Linked DNA regions of Homo sapiens: region 2 is linked to region 1. A link is a contact called in ENCODE Hi-C or POLR2A ChIA-PET data. All regions are on one chromosome and are shown on one strand. The core of a region is the stretch at or near the end of the contact, and the rest is flanking DNA. Distances in the headings are between cores, read along the strand shown. Region 1 overlaps ECT2L (epithelial cell transforming 2 like). Region 2 has its middle 38 kb from the start of CITED2.

The links. A loop is a pair of places that touch in the nucleus more often than their neighbours do. ChIA-PET counts read pairs that join two places held with the same protein, here RNA polymerase II (POLR2A). Pooled maps may share reads with other maps.
Region 2: a loop to region 1 is called in a map of mammary epithelial cell, with 4 times the contacts of the local background. The contact joins two enhancer-like sites. A Hi-C loop is called at or near these places in 1 of 168 maps with a recorded cell type or tissue (mammary epithelial cell) and 6 of 50 pooled maps. POLR2A ChIA-PET finds 5 or more read pairs at or near these places in 3 of 52 experiments (AG04450, B cell and activated CD4-positive, alpha-beta memory T cell).

The regions. Positions count from the first base shown.
Region 1 is chr6:138,816,213-138,823,786 of GRCh38, forward strand. All of the region lies in intron 4 of ECT2L (epithelial cell transforming 2 like), which reads left to right. It also overlaps the pseudogene ACKR4P1. Among named protein-coding and RNA genes, the nearest start is that of ECT2L, 24 kb to the left of the region's middle. Within about 2 kb of position 2,684, at least 11 of the 41 ENCODE cell types and tissues checked have a DNase peak (open chromatin) inside an H3K27ac peak, as active enhancers do; they include mammary epithelial cell, where a contact is called at or near this core.
Region 2 is chr6:139,332,552-139,340,125 of GRCh38, forward strand. It overlaps the pseudogene LOC100129844. Among named protein-coding and RNA genes, the nearest start is that of CITED2, 38 kb to the right of the region's middle. Within about 2 kb of position 4,225, at least 8 of the 41 ENCODE cell types and tissues checked have a DNase peak (open chromatin) inside an H3K27ac peak, as active enhancers do; they include mammary epithelial cell, where a contact is called at or near this core.

The DNA.
Region 1 (7,574 bases), core at 1,434-3,933:
CCAGGCAATTTTAGTTGTGACCACTGGAGGTCATTAGAGATCTTATGGTATATTTTGAAGCAGCTTAACTCAGGCCTGACTTTTTGTCACTGGAAATTGCATCCTTTGTCCGGTAACTGAATTCTTTTTTCTGTGAGACAAGAATATAAAACTAACCTGTTCAGTGAAAGTACTTTTTTTTTTTGTTTGTTTGTTTGTTTTTGGATAGCAGCAGCATTTCTTCAGAGAGCAGACTGTATTTCATAGTTTCATGAATGTTAGTATAAATTTCCTTTAAACATTTTTTTTTTGAGATGGAGTCTTGCTCTGTCGCCCAGGCTGGAGTGCAGTGGCGCGATCTCAGCTCACTGCAAGCTCTGCCCCCGGGGTTCATGCCATTCTCCTGCCTCAGCCTCCTGAGTAGCTGGGACTACAGGCGCCCACCACCACGCCCAGCTACTTTTTTTGTATTTTTAGTAGAGATGGGGTTTCACCGTGTTAGCCAGGATGGTCTCGATCTCCTGATCTCATGATCTGCCTGCCTCGGCCTCCCAAAGTGCTGGGATTACAGGCATGAGCCGCCGCGCCCGGCCTAAACATCTTTATTGAGATATAATTCACATACAATAAAAATCACCCATTTACGGGTACAATTCAGTGGTTCCGGTACATTCACAGAGTTGTGTGATCATCATCACATGTTAAGTTTAGACCATTTCATCATCCCACAAAGAACCCCCCTACCCATTAACAGTAACTTCTCATCTCCATCCCTCTAGATCTGGGCAAACACAAATCTGCTTTCTGTCTCTATAAATTTGCCTATTCTGGACTTTTCGTATAAATGGAATTAGACAGTATGTGGTCTTTTGTGACTGGCTTCTTTCACATATTATAACGTTCTCAAGGTTCATCCATTTTGTTACACATGTCAGTACTTCTTTCCTTTATTGCCAAATATTATCCCATTGTATGGATGTGCCATATTTTATTTATCCACTCCTCAGTTGATTATTGTAAATAATTATTATAAATAGTGCTGCTATGAACATCTGTGTCCAAGTTTTGCATAGAGATGTTTTATTTCTCTTAGCTATACATATAGGAGTGGAATTGCTGGGTCCAATGGTAGTGCAATCAATTTTTAATTATTAAGCATTTCTTTTGGATCATTTATTCCTGTAGTCTTGCTTACCCAATAACTGTAAATAAATTAATAAATGAAAGAAATTAGTATTATTTGAATACTTGAAATGTTTATATGTAAGCTAGGCTATATTTGTGCAATACCTTTCTTTCAAGGTAGAGAGGCCATTGTTTTAGATGGTTTTATAATTTCCAAATAATTTTGTTTTAATTCAGTCAGTTATAAACAGGGTATTGCAATATTGGTGGAAACTGTCAACACAATTTTCTTTTAAAAAATTATTCATAATCTCTATGAGATATATTCAAATATCTTAGAGTTTTCTTTCCTGGCCTAATAAGTATTCCCTAGTAAGTTTTAAGATGATTTCCTAAGTGGAATTTTATGATATTTAAGACATTTTTTAAAGGTTTAGCTTCTTAAACCATCCCTCTGGCAAACTAAAATGTCCCTTCTCCTGGGAAGACTTCTCTGCTGGTCTTTCATGCCTAGCAACTTTATACCTCAATTGTGGCTTTTCTTGGTATGTTATGGCCCCGTGTCGTCCACATGACTAATGGTTTCCAGTGATGTCTTTCCCCTACCACTTGACTAGGTTGACCTTTCCTGTGACTCCTTAAAGGAAACTGGGCTGCTTGTGTCTGTTACACTCAGAGAAACCCGTGAGGAGTTTGAATCAGTCCCCTTGCCACACTGGTGGAACCGGTTTTGAATTGCCTCTGCTTAGTGCCTGGTAATTCCTCAAACAAAGGCCTTTGGTTCCAGAGCCAGAGCTGCTCAAACTTGCAGCTTTCCTGGATGGGTGGGGCAGCATTCATGCAACTGCATTCCCTAGAGGGGGAATGCATTGACCCAGGTGTGTATGTGCGTGTGCGTGTGAGATCATAAACAGCCCATGAAGGATTCACTCTCGTCACTTGTCTCCATCAGAGCAGACTTGAAATGGGGTTGGAGGGCAGAAAAATATCCACCAAGGTGTATTAAGAGAGAACAGCCCCCTCTCCCACTTCATTACCCCCTCTTCCATTCTTCCCACGCAGCCTGTGAGGGCTCACTTGAGGACGTCTGTCTCAGCTGTGATCTGTGAGGCAATCTGGTGTGCAGTTTTTCAGAGACAACATACTCCTAGGTTAATTTTAAATATAGAGCAGCCATGTCACTCTCAGTTACTGAATGTCCATTTAAAAGGAGAGTATTTCTGTGTGGAGATGGTAAAGAGGTTAAAGAAGAAAACATCGAATGAAACTTGCTGAAGACAGTAAGGCGGACGTTACTGAGAACCTTGGAGATAGCTACAGGGACTGCTGCATGGGGTCACGGGAGAGAGATTGGGCTCAACTTCAAATGCAGCATGGGCGGATAGCCAAGGAGCAGGATGGGGCTCAATGGATGGAAAATTACTCGAGGAAACATCAGGGGTAAGCGGGGATCTGAATACACTGACCCAACAGGACTCTCGCTGATGACAGGCCAGGGTGCTCAGACAACACCTGGGGGAGGGTGGAGGATGAGGAACCTGACAAGATATCCGGGGGTGGGGGGTTCTTCCTAAACTGACTTAACAGGGCTCTTTACTAAAGCAGAATTTTATAAGGAAGTGCACAGGTGGGCCAAGGGGAAGTTTCAGAAGCTTGACTAAAGTTTGGTCAAGCAGAGAATCTTTGTCAGAGAGGAGAGGGGAGTATTCAAAGTGAAAGTGTACACTTGTATCTAAAACGACTGTTTTCTAAATATCCAAGGCAAGTCTGGAAATTTGAGTCATCTTCACTTCCTTCCCCTTTGCCCAGTATTCTGCACATGTTCCTGCCCTTCTACCTGCATGGGCTGGTTAAGGATAACTGTATGAAATATTAGCATTTGCAATTGGGATGGTTTTTAGAGGTGGATGATGCTTAAAAAAAAAAAAAAAAAAAGGAAATCATTGCGTTTTAAAAGGAAGGGAGAAAGCAGAAAGCCAAAGCTCTTTTTTTTTGTGTGGATGGAGGGAAGGTTATTGGCCTATATTAGGCAACATCCACTGGCTTGAAGTTCTCACTCCCATTTTGTGAGTGTGTGGAGCTGCTCTCCCCTCCTTTCTCATGTTGAGCTTCTCTGTCTACCGCTTGACACCACCTGACACTATGTGACATGCAGGACTTGTTTATTTGCTGTCTGCCTACCCCATTAGAATGATGGCTCCATGATAGCAAAGACTTTGGTGACTCTTTTCATCTCTAGCACTTAGAGCCATACCAGGCACATAGCAGCCACTCAATAAATGCTTGTTGAATGAATTCAGATATCTAAAGCACTCCTAATTCCAAAAATGACAAAAAGATAATCAGAAAAAAATTTTCATTTGGTAGCTCTCTAGGAGGAAGGAGTTTTTCAAAATATTCCAAGTTTTAATTAAAAAAAAATTAGCCGGGCGTGGTGGCGGGCACCTCTAATCCCAGCTATTCGGGAGGCTGAGGCAGGAGAATCGCTTGAACCTGGGAGGTGGAGGTTGCAGTGAACTGAGATCGCACCATTGCACTCCAGCCTGGGCTACAGAGCAAGACTTCATGTACCAAAAAAAAAACAAAAAACAAAAAACCAAGTGTTAGAATATAGGAGATTACTAATACTTTGCATAATTCAAGTTTTCATTACTTAATTCAAGGTGGCTGGAGAAATCTTTCCCCTTGTCTTTCTTCAATTCCTGCTTACCGGGTTAGACACTGTTGATTACTGGCCCAGCCAAGCCATTCCACATTCCTCTCCTTCTTCCTGACAGAAACCCTGATTTCCACCCCCTACAAGGCATTCTATGCTTCAGGAGTGGCTGGTAAGTAACCCCCACCCTACCAAGGGTGGGTCAGGGTTGGACTAAATTCATCATGATCACTGCCTCCCCTGGATGGTGTCTGCTTTAGGAAAGGGCGTGTAGATATTAATTCTGCCCAGGGAGACATAAGGGTGGAGAGTCTTCTTCTTGCTGAAAGAAACTTAAACAAGATTTGAGGATGAACGTCTTTTCTTCCATCCTGCTAGCTGTGGTGACTGTTGTGTGAAGACCAATGCTCACTGCAGTTAGTCATTTGAGAACTATTTTGGGACAAGCCCGAGGACCAAAGTAAATGGTTGAGGATGGCAAAGTGAAAATATAAAAAATCCTTGGCCCTTGATAACATCATTGATTCCTTGAATTTGCTAAATCTGAAGCTGCCGTTAATTGTTTACAGTGAAAGGAAGAAAAATAGGTTGAAAATGGTCCATAACAGTCCATTTATCTAGTAGTCACTTCTCTGGTCATCTCAACTCTCCAAATTTTATCTGAGAAACAGGAAGGAAAAAACAAAAAGCAATTAGCAGTGAAACAGATTCCTTTTACACACAGGAGAAAGGCCTTCAGACTCTCATGCATAGTCTAAGTATTTAATTAATTTGGGTCTTCAATAAAGTGATTCAGAAATGAGTTATACATACTTCTAAGACCATGATACACACATTCAGTGCTTTGAATTTGATGTCGGCATTAGCATTAGGATCTGCTATGCTGCTTCCTTCTACCAAAGGAAAGTTCACAGTTGTTAAGGGATGGTCCCTCAGAATCACTTGGAGTTTGTGAAACAGATAATGAGCCTCACCCCTAGAGATTTTGGCTCAACGCAATGGAATGGGGTGGAGGAAGCTGTTTTTACAAAGTTCCCCAGGTGATCTGGTGTACAGCCAAGGGTCAGACACAGGCGTGGGTGACCTGAAAGCCCCAAGGCTTCTTCCATTTCTTGATTCTACTCCTCCTTGAAGGCAGGAACACAGACCACATGAGCTGTCTCGTCCCTTCTAGTCTCAGTGCAATGAAACAAAATTTGTCCCAGTTCTGTGGGTGCCTTTTTCATTTTGCACTTGTGATGCTACCTACTGGCTTTAGAATGTGTTTCACTCCAGGCAGCCCGAACTTGATGTGAATAATGAAGGAAATAGTTTGTTCTCACATCATTGAAAACTCCAGATATGGGTCTTCCTGCAGCTGAAGCTTCTTGCAGTGCTTCCGTAGTGAAACCAATGGCTTCTTTCTTCCTGCGCCTCTGTTCTGCCTCTGTAGCCATGGCTTTCTCCTTCCATTCCCTCAGATGTGTCCAGAAGAAAAAAAAAAACATTTGTTTGGGCTTTACTCTGATTAGACTCGTTTAGGCCCATGCCCACTTCTGGCCACTTGCTGTGGCCAGGGGATTGGCCTGTACCTTGATCATGTGCTTTTCAGAGCTGTGGTGTCAGCTTTAGAATTGTGTGCACCGCCAGATAGAAATTAGGGTTATTTCACCTACATAAGGGTAAGTAAATGAAGCATGACAAAAGCTAGTTTCTTCATTTAGCATTGAACAAATATTGACTGAGTGCCTACCATGGACCAAGCACAGTTCTGAGTGCATGGGACTCAACAGTGAGCAGAGCGGAAAAGGGCCTGCCCACTGCAGTTTATATTCTAGTAGAATAAAACTAAAATAGAAAAAGGGTGAACCCTGGAAGCAGCCAGACATCAAAGCTTCTAGCCCCTTGATGGGGAGGCCGAAGAGGCTCCACTGCTGGGTTTGAAGACGGAGGAAGAGGACATGAGCCAAGGAAGGCAGGCAGCTGCCAGGAGCAGGAAAAGACACAGGGACTGACTGTAGCCCAGAGAAAATGACTTCAGACTTCTGACCTCCAGAACCGTAAGAAGATCAGTCTGTGCTGCTTTAAGCCACTACATTTGTGGTAGCTTTGTTTACAAATTTGTTAGAGCAGCAACAAGAAACTAATACAAGCAGTGATTTGCTTTTTCTATTTTTCAACGTTTATTCTTTTTTCATTTATTATTTTAGTTTATACACATTTATTTAGCCCCAGCCATGCTGCAAGCACTCTGCCAGTTGCCAGGGACAGAGCAGTGAACAAAACAGTAATAGAGACAGACATTACATGGGGAAGGAGGCCGGGCGCAGTGGCTCACGCGCCTGTAAGCTTAGCATTTTGGGAGGCTGAGGTCGGCGGATCACTTGAGCTTAGGAGTTCAAGACCAGCCTGGGCAACATGGTGAAACCCTGTGTCTACTAAAAAATACAAAAATTAGCTGGGTGCTGTGGCGTGTGCCTGTGGTCCCAGCTACTTAGGAGGCTGACGCAGGGGAATTGCTTGAGCCTGGGAGGTGGAGGTTGCAGTGAACCGAGATTATACCATTACAGTCCAGCCTGGGCAACAGAGCCAGAGACCCTGTCATAAATAAATAAATAAACAAACAAACAAATAAAAATGGTGGAGTCTGAAAAAGGACTGGGTCAGCAAGAATAAAAACACAAAACAGCTGGAGGAGCCAAGATGGCCGAATAGGAACAGCTCCGGTCTACAGCTCCCAGCGTGAGCGACGCAGAAGACGGGTGATTTCTGCATTTCCATCTGAGATTGGAGCCATGGCTTTGGAACAGAACCAGTCAACAGATTATTATTATGAGGAAAATGAAATGAATGGCACTTATGACTACAGTCAATATGAATTGATCTGTATCAAAGAAGATGTCAGAGAATTTGCAAAAGTTTTCCTCCCTGTATTCCTCACAATAGCTTTCGTCATTGGACTTGCAGGCAATTCCATGGTAGTGGCAATTTATGCCTATTACAAGAAACAGAGAACCAAAACAGATGTGTACATCCTGAATTTGGCTGTAGCAGATTTACTCCTTCTATTCACTCTGCCTTTTTGGGCTGTTAATGCAGTTCATGGGTGGGTTTTAGGGAAAATAATGTGCAAAATAACTTCAGCCTTGTACACACTAAACTTTGTCTCTGGAATGCAGTTTCTGGCTTGCATCAGCATAGACAGATATGTGGCAGTAACTAATGTCCCCAGCCAATCAGGAGTGGGAAAACCATGCTGGATCATCTGTTTCTGTGTCTGGATGGCTGCCATCTTGCTGAGCATACCCCAGCTGGTTTTTTATACAGTAAATGACAATGCTAGGTGCATTCCCATTTTCCCCCGCTACCTAGGAACATCAATGAAAGCATTGATTCAAATGCTAGAGATCTGCATTGGATTTGTAGTACCCTTTCTTATTATGGGGGTGTGCTACTTTATCACGGCAAGGACACTCATGAAGATGCCAAACATTAAAATATCTCGACCCCTAAAAGTTCTGCTCACAGTCGTTATAGTTTTCATTGTCACTCAACTGCCTTATAACATTGTCAAGTTCTGCCGAGCCATAGACATCATCTACTCCCTGATCACCAGCTGCAACATGAGCAAACGCATGGACATCGCCATCCAAGTCACAGAAAGCATTGCACTCTTTCACAGCTGCCTCAACCCAATCCTTTATGTTTTTATGGGAGCATCTTTCAAAAACTACGTTATGAAAGTGGCCAAGAAATATGGGTCCTGGAGAAGACAGAGACAAAGTGTGGAGGAGTTTCCTTTTGATTCTGAGGGTCCTACAGAGCCAACCAGTAC
Region 2 (7,574 bases), core at 2,975-5,474, 520 kb after region 1:
TTTGATGCTCTTTTGGATGAAATGAAATCATCCAGGAAGAGAGCTAGTTTTAGATACTGCTGGATTCTGTGCTTAGAGAATACCACTAGGGTCCGTTTCTACGCGCTGCACTGTGGTCCATAATGCTATTCAAATTTACGTTATTCTACTTTCAAGTTCTGCAGAGGGGGAATTGCCTCCTGCAGCTTCTTCATAACTCTAGGGGTTCCCACACTCTCTCTCTCTGGCTCAGACTGGGTCAATGTGCTCATCCCATCCTTTAAACAATCATAGTGACTGCGGCCTGGGTGGGTGGAGGTGAGCTCTTTCGCGTAGGCTCCACCTCATAGTAAAGAGGAGTCACCTTTTCCTAAGCACATGAACTGGGGATGCGGTTGTTCATCCAAAGCAAAATTGGGGTATTGTTACCAACATGAGGAAGAGTGGATATCCTGGGCATAAAGAACAAATGTCCACCCTAAGGTAGAACTCAGATGTTCCAGCAGCAGAGCTGGTCAGAATTTGAGGTCAACGATCTCTAGACCTCTTCATGAAATTCTTTTTTCTGATATAGAACTTTAGAAAAGAAGGGTATAAATATCAGTTGAGATATGAAATATTGTCATATCATTGCTATGGACTAAATTGCATTATCTCTCCCGTTACTCCCAATTCATATGTTGAAGCTCTAACTCCCAATATGATGGAATTTATTGGTGAGGATTTGGAGGTAATTAAGATTAGACGAGGTCATGAGAGCGCGATTAGTGGCTTTTTTTTTTTTTGACGGAGTCTCATTCTGTCATCCAGGCTGGAGTGCAGTAGCACGATCTCAGCTCACTGCAACCTCCACCTCCCGGGTTCAAGCGATTCTCCTGCCTCAGTCTCCCGAGTAGCTGGGACTATAGGCGCCTGCCGCCACGCCCTCCTAATTTTTTGTATTTTTAGTAGAGATGGGGTTTCACTGTGTTAGCCAGGATGGTCTCGATCTGCTGACCTCATGATCCGCCCGCTTTGGCCTCCCAAAGTGCTGGGATTATAGGCGTGAGCCACCATGCCCGGCCCTAATGGCTTTTTAAGAAGTGGAAGAGTAAGAACTTTGACTCTCTGTCATGTGAGGACCCAGGGAGAAGGCAGTTGACTACAAGCCAGGCAGTAGACCCTCACCAGACACTGAATCTATTGGCACCTTGATCTTGGATTTCCCAACCTCCAAAACTGTGTAAAGTAAATGTCTCTGATTTAAGTCATCCAATCTCTAGTTTATTATAGTACCACAAGCAGACTAATACAATTGTGTTCAGGAAATGAATAATTCAAAGAACTTGTCTTCATAGCCCAGATATGCTTTTGGTATATAAAGAGTTATTCTAGTAAAGGTCGTCAAGTGTTTCTATTGGAAGAACATTCAAATGTAAAATGTTTGGCCAGGTGTGGTGGCTCACACCTGTAATCCCAGCACTTTGGGAGGCCGAGGCTGGTGAATCACCTGAGGTCAGGAGTTCAAGACCAGACTGGCCAACATGGTGAAACCCCGTCTCTACTAAAAATAAAAAATTAGCTAATGTGGTGGCATGCGCCTATAGCCCCAGCTACTCAGGAGGCTGAGGAAGGAGAATTACTTGAACCCGGGAGGCTGAGGTTGCGGTGAGCCGAGATCACGCCACTGCACTCCAGCCTGGGCGACAGAGTGAGACTCCATCTCAAAAAAAAAAAAAGAAAATATTGTTTTTCAGTGTTCAATATATTTTCTCACATACCTGTCTAGCAGTGGTGTCATGCAACTCAATCTGTATCTTACGGACAACCACAAAGCATCTTGATTTGGAAATATATACACCACATATTTGTGTTGACAATATTATCCAATCATTTGGAAACATAATTTATGAGGAAACTAGAGGTCCTGCATTTCAGCCATTTTGTCAACGAAGTCTCTACCTCAAGTAGTTCACTAATGAGGAGAGAGATTTATTTCTCAGTATCAAGTTTATGACATGAACGTCTGTTTTACAGCAATATTTACCTGTTCTTTTTTTCATCTTTAATTCTTGGACTTCATATAAAAAGGACAAAGTAAATCACATAGTCAAATTGGCTGATTCCGCATAAGCTCAGAGAGAAGAGTTCTATTTCAGAAAAATAATTTAATTCTAAATCTGTGTCTGAAGAAATATCATCTGTAAACTTTAGCTGGAAAGTGTTCTAAGAATATAGAGATATTCCCCATGGTCTTGATTGTGTTCATCCTGAAAGATTCAATTTAATAAGAGAAAGGTTTGGGTCTTTTGAAAACAGTAAGAAAATCATTTATCAGAGTTTCTATTTTCTCTGGGCAATTTTCACCATTTCAGCATACCCAAGAGAGAAATGACGTATAATTTTGTTATGCTGAAGAATTTGGCAAGCCAGCTAATGGTCTTACTAAAAGTGAAGAAATCCCTTTGGTGACAGATGCAGGAAGTTATGTCTGAATCATTTGGAACCATTGTAGAGAAGCCTTTGTTCCAAAAGAGATGTGTGGGGATTTTCTTGGGAAGAAAAGGTGTCTGAATATTCTTAAACCTCGAACAGATTTATCAAACTTGCTGCTTCATTTAATCCTTTGCCAAATGGGCTCATCTTCCATCCAACAGACTTCTCCCTAGCCATCTTCATCTTTCAAAAAGTCACCCTTAAAACGCATCTTGTGTTTCTTTCACTGCTGTGATGATGAAATCTGTCTCAAAAGAAGCATGTCGGTGTTGACTTCATAATCTTAGAGGCTGTAACATACAGGGAAGGCTGTTACTTAGAAACATACTCTCAGAAAGGTTTTTTGGAAGTTTTTAGGGAGGGGGCGAAGAAGAACTAGGGACAGGTAGATGGTGAATAGAATAACCTGAAGCCATGAGTCAAGGTCAACAGCAACAATAAGTCAAAGCAAGATCACTGAACATTGGTGAAAATAAAAAGAAGTGGAATCAGACTACAGAGGAAAATGAGTAAATTTAGTATCCAGAACTACTCTTAATGGGAAGTCCTATTAGCTTGTCTCCCATCAGAGTTAGGTGAAGTAATAATCTCCAAAAGGTGGGGCTGTTACCTCTGCAGGCGTTTAGAACTGGTCTGAACAAATCACCTGCAAGCTTTTTTGTGGTGGAAGAATGCTGTAGAACGGAGCTGTGAAAGCAAGTATAATTTCTTTTCTGACTCCCTCTGACTTTCACTTAATCATGTACAGGCAGTTCAAAAATCCTGCTGCCTCTTTCTTGCCAATTTCAATACAAATTCTCTCTGGCCAGAAAACTGATCATTTGGTATATAACCTTTTTTTTTTTTTTTTGGTTGGTTCCTCAGTTTCTCCACAACATCACCTGACATTCTGCTACATAAATAGCTATAATTTTAAATAAAATGAGTCAAACGCTAGTGTCAGGCCTTTACAAAGGCTCTCTCACCCTTTAAGATCGCTATAATCCCTCTTTTACATAAAAGGCAATAATGTTCAGACTCTAAGCTAGTGAGTTGAAACGCAAACTCTGAACCATCTCATCAGAAAAAAAAAAGAGCATAGGTTTAGAGTCAAATGAACTCCTGTGTGAATTCTGGCTTAGCATGCCTATTTCTGTCCCAATCTATTCTATAATCTCCTTTATCCTTGTAGTGGAATTATTTTAAATTCTATCTTGAGACCCTTGTCTGGGAGCTTATATGATTCATTCCATCATTGCCCAAATGAGATAGACCAGGAGGCTGGATCCTCCTCTTAGTAGGGGTGGATGCTTTTTTAGTGGCTGTAAATGGATCAGTCCATGACTTAATTGTGCATGAAATAGAGATTTTTAAAAATTTTCTATAACCAAATTTAATTTCTGTCATAAATGCTAAATTTCTACCTGGTAATGACAAATTTAATTCTTCTAATTCAGGATAAACCTAGCCAAATTAGGATTTTTAAGACATTGTTTCAGGGTAAAATCATTCAATTTAGGCTTCTTCCCCCAAATTTCAATTAGCCCAAGTGGCATCTAACTTTAGGGAGGTGTTACGAATTAGGTAACCCCAAGTTATTTGCATTTCTTCTTTTCCTGAGAGTGGAAGTAGCAAGGTATAAAGTGTTATAATAATGGCTAGTAATTTGCAAAGAGGTAAGATGATCTTACAGGAGTAAACCAGCTTGCTGGAAATGAGTATTTTCAGTTAAGGGCCAAAATTGTGTAGCACGAGCTCCCAGAAAGCCCCTGGAATTGTGCCAGCAGACACGGCCATGAATTTGGCAGTGGCTGCTGTAGCCGTGAGGCAAGGTAGGCCTTTGCCACAGGATCAAAAGACAGACTGTAATAAGCTATGGATTTTTGGTGCTTTCCTTGTAATTAAAGCTATTAGAGAATCAGAATTTTATTTAGAAGCTTCTTTATTCCAATCAAAAAAGATAGTACATTCAACATTAGGACTTTACTGTCCTAATGAAGAGAAACTTCATTTGCTCTAAGAACACTGTAAGATGGACAATTTTGGAAACATATGGAATTCTCCCAAAGTGGCCAAATCATCATCGGTGAACTAGTGCCAGTTTGTGAGATGTGTGCAAGCATTTGGATAATAATAAAGAAGCAAGTGTCTGGACTGGCAGAAGTGCACACTTGAACTGAGATTACCCCTGGAGAAATGATCATGGTCAGTTGAATGTGTTGGTTCTGCATTTTGTGTCTTGAGCCACTAACCAGTGGCTGGCCACCCTTGACAAGAGACTTGATAATTTGTGGCCCTCAGCAGATAGAATTTTTGGATATTCTGTCTTTCATATTAACTGTCAGTTGTAAACACAGAACAGAGGAAAAATGGACCTTGTACGTTTTTTTGTTGGTGACTTGAAGTAAATTTCATTTACTGGGGAACATAAGCTTGACAAAATTTTTATTAACAGCTTTATTGAGGCCAAATTGACATACAATAAAATGCACATAATTAAACTATAAACCTTGAAAAGCTTTGACATTTGTATACACCCAGCATAATAATCAAGATAATGAAAATATGCATCATAAGTTTCCTCATGTCCGTTGGTAATACCCCCTTCTTCTCCCTGCTCCCCATACCTCTGAGTCCCCAAGCAACCACTGATCTGTTTTCTAACACTGTAGATTAGTTGGTGTTCTAGAATTTTACATACATGGAATATAGTGTGCATTCTGAGAAAAAATATATTTTTTTTCGCTCAGCATAATTTTGAGATTCTTCCATGTTTTGTGTGAGTCAATAGTTCACTTTTTGCATTGATTTGTATTCTGTTATATGGGCATACCAAAAATTGTTTATCCACTCACCTGAACATAAACATTGAAGCCTTCTTTCCCTAGGTTTCTGCTGTTATAAATAAAGCTGCTATAAATATTCATCTACAAGTTTGTGTGTATAGATACATACTTTGTTTTCCTTTAAGTAAATATCTAGGAGTGAAATTGCTGCGTCATATGGCAGGGATATAATTTCCTTTTTAAGAAACTGTCAGTTGCCCCATCGTGCAATGTGGTGCGGCAACCAAGCCAGGGCTGCTCCATGAAGAGGAAGCAAAGACGGCTTGCCAGGACAGTGATGGAGAAGAACAAAAAGGCAGGATCGCCTCAATAAAAGGAGGGTGGCTTTGCCAGTTTGTAATTTAAAATACTGAAGCACAGTCTTTGAAGCAACAAGGAAATGCACACTATGCCAAGGAAGATTACAACGAAGCTTATAACTATTAAACAAAAGCCACAGATATGTGCCCTAAAAATGCTAGCTATCATAGTAATAGAGCAGCTACATTGATGATACTTGGAAGGTTCTGCGAAGCCCATGGAGATACTTTCACAGTGAAATTGGATGATGGTTTCTTCTGGGGACATCTACGAGAGGGCAAGTGCCACCTCTCTCCAGGGAATGCCATGGCAGCACATTGCAGTTTTCAGAGAGCCCTAGAACTGGATCATAACAATGCTCACTCACAACAGGAGTTCACAAATGCTAATGCAGTCAAGGAATAGGAGAAAGTCATAGAAACAAGTTTTGAGAAGTGGGCTTTTCAGAAGGTTGTTTTCTGCATGGACTATGCCCTAGAATTTGCCCCTGTCTGCCATCACTTCAATATCCCTCAAAGCAGAATGTTTAGCAATGCTGGGTCGTTATCCAGAAGCACAGTCTGTGGCCAGTGACATTTTATGAACGGATTCCACCAATGTGGATGCTCTGTATGTACGCGGACCTTGCCTTTATTATGAAGATTGTACTGAGTAGGCAGTTGTTCAGTTTTTTGTACAGGCTCTCAGAGTGGTTCCTGACCATGAGAAGGCCTGCCTTGCGTGCAGAAATGCCAGAGCACTTAACGCAAAGAAAGAAGACTGGAATAAAGCGTTTAGGGAAGGAAATTACAAACTAGCTGATGAACTGTACGCAGAACCCCCGGGGTAGACCCCGACAACATAAAAGCAATTGCTAAACTCTACTGTAACCGGGATATGGTTAATTCCGAGCTTGGGAAACTAGATGATGCAATAGACAGCTGCACAAATGCAGTGAAGCTCATGACACTTACATAAAAGCCTACTTGAGAAGAGCTCAGTGTTTCTTGGACACAGAACAGTATGAAGAAACAGTGCGAGGCTATGAAAAAAGTATATCAGATGGAGAAAACAAAAGAATACAAACAGCTCCTAAAAAATGCACAGCTGGAACTGAAGAAGAGTAAGAGGGATAATTACTACAAGGTTCTGGAAGTGACAAGAATGCCTCTGAGGACAAGATCAAGAAAGCTTATTGGAAACAGGCCTTGAAGTACCATCCACATCGTCATGATGGAGCCAGCGCTGGGGTTCAAAAGGAGGAGGAGAAGATCAAGGAAGTGGCGAGGTCTTTATCATCCTCTTTGATTCCAAGAAAACGATTCATTATCACAGTGGGCAGGACCTGGATAAGGAAGACATAAATTTGGGTGATTTTGATGCAAACAATATCTTCAAGGTATTCTTCCGCGGTCCTACGGGCTTCAGCTGTGAAGCATCTGGTCCAAGGATTTTCTTTCTTCGATTGGGCTCATGAAAGGCAACCATCCAGAATCCAGAAAATGCAGAGTCGCTCAGTTTAAATGTAATCAGCAGATCATTTCTATTAAGAGAGGAATATTTAAATCTCAAACCATAATTTGTCTGCCTCTCCTGTAGATCTATCAGTTTTTTGCTCAATGTATTTTATTATTAGGTGCATAAATGTTTAGATTTGTTTATGACCTTTTATCATTATGAAATAAACTTGAAAAATCCCATGTAATATTGTTGGCTGTGAAATCTATCATGTCTGGTAGTAATATAGTCACTACAACTTTCTTATAGTTAAGGTTAGCTAGATTATCTTTTTCTGTCTTTTAACATCTAACGTGTGTGTGTGTGTGTGTGTGTGTGTGTGTGTGTGTGTGTAAATGAATAACACCAAAAACAGTTACTTTGAGAAAATCAGTGAAATTGGTCAATCTCTGGCTAGACTGATCAAGAAGAAAGAAAATATATATGGAGAGAGAGTACATTTCTTATATGCAGCATATAGTTTGGTCTTCTGTTTTTTTCTTTTCTTTTCTTTTCTTT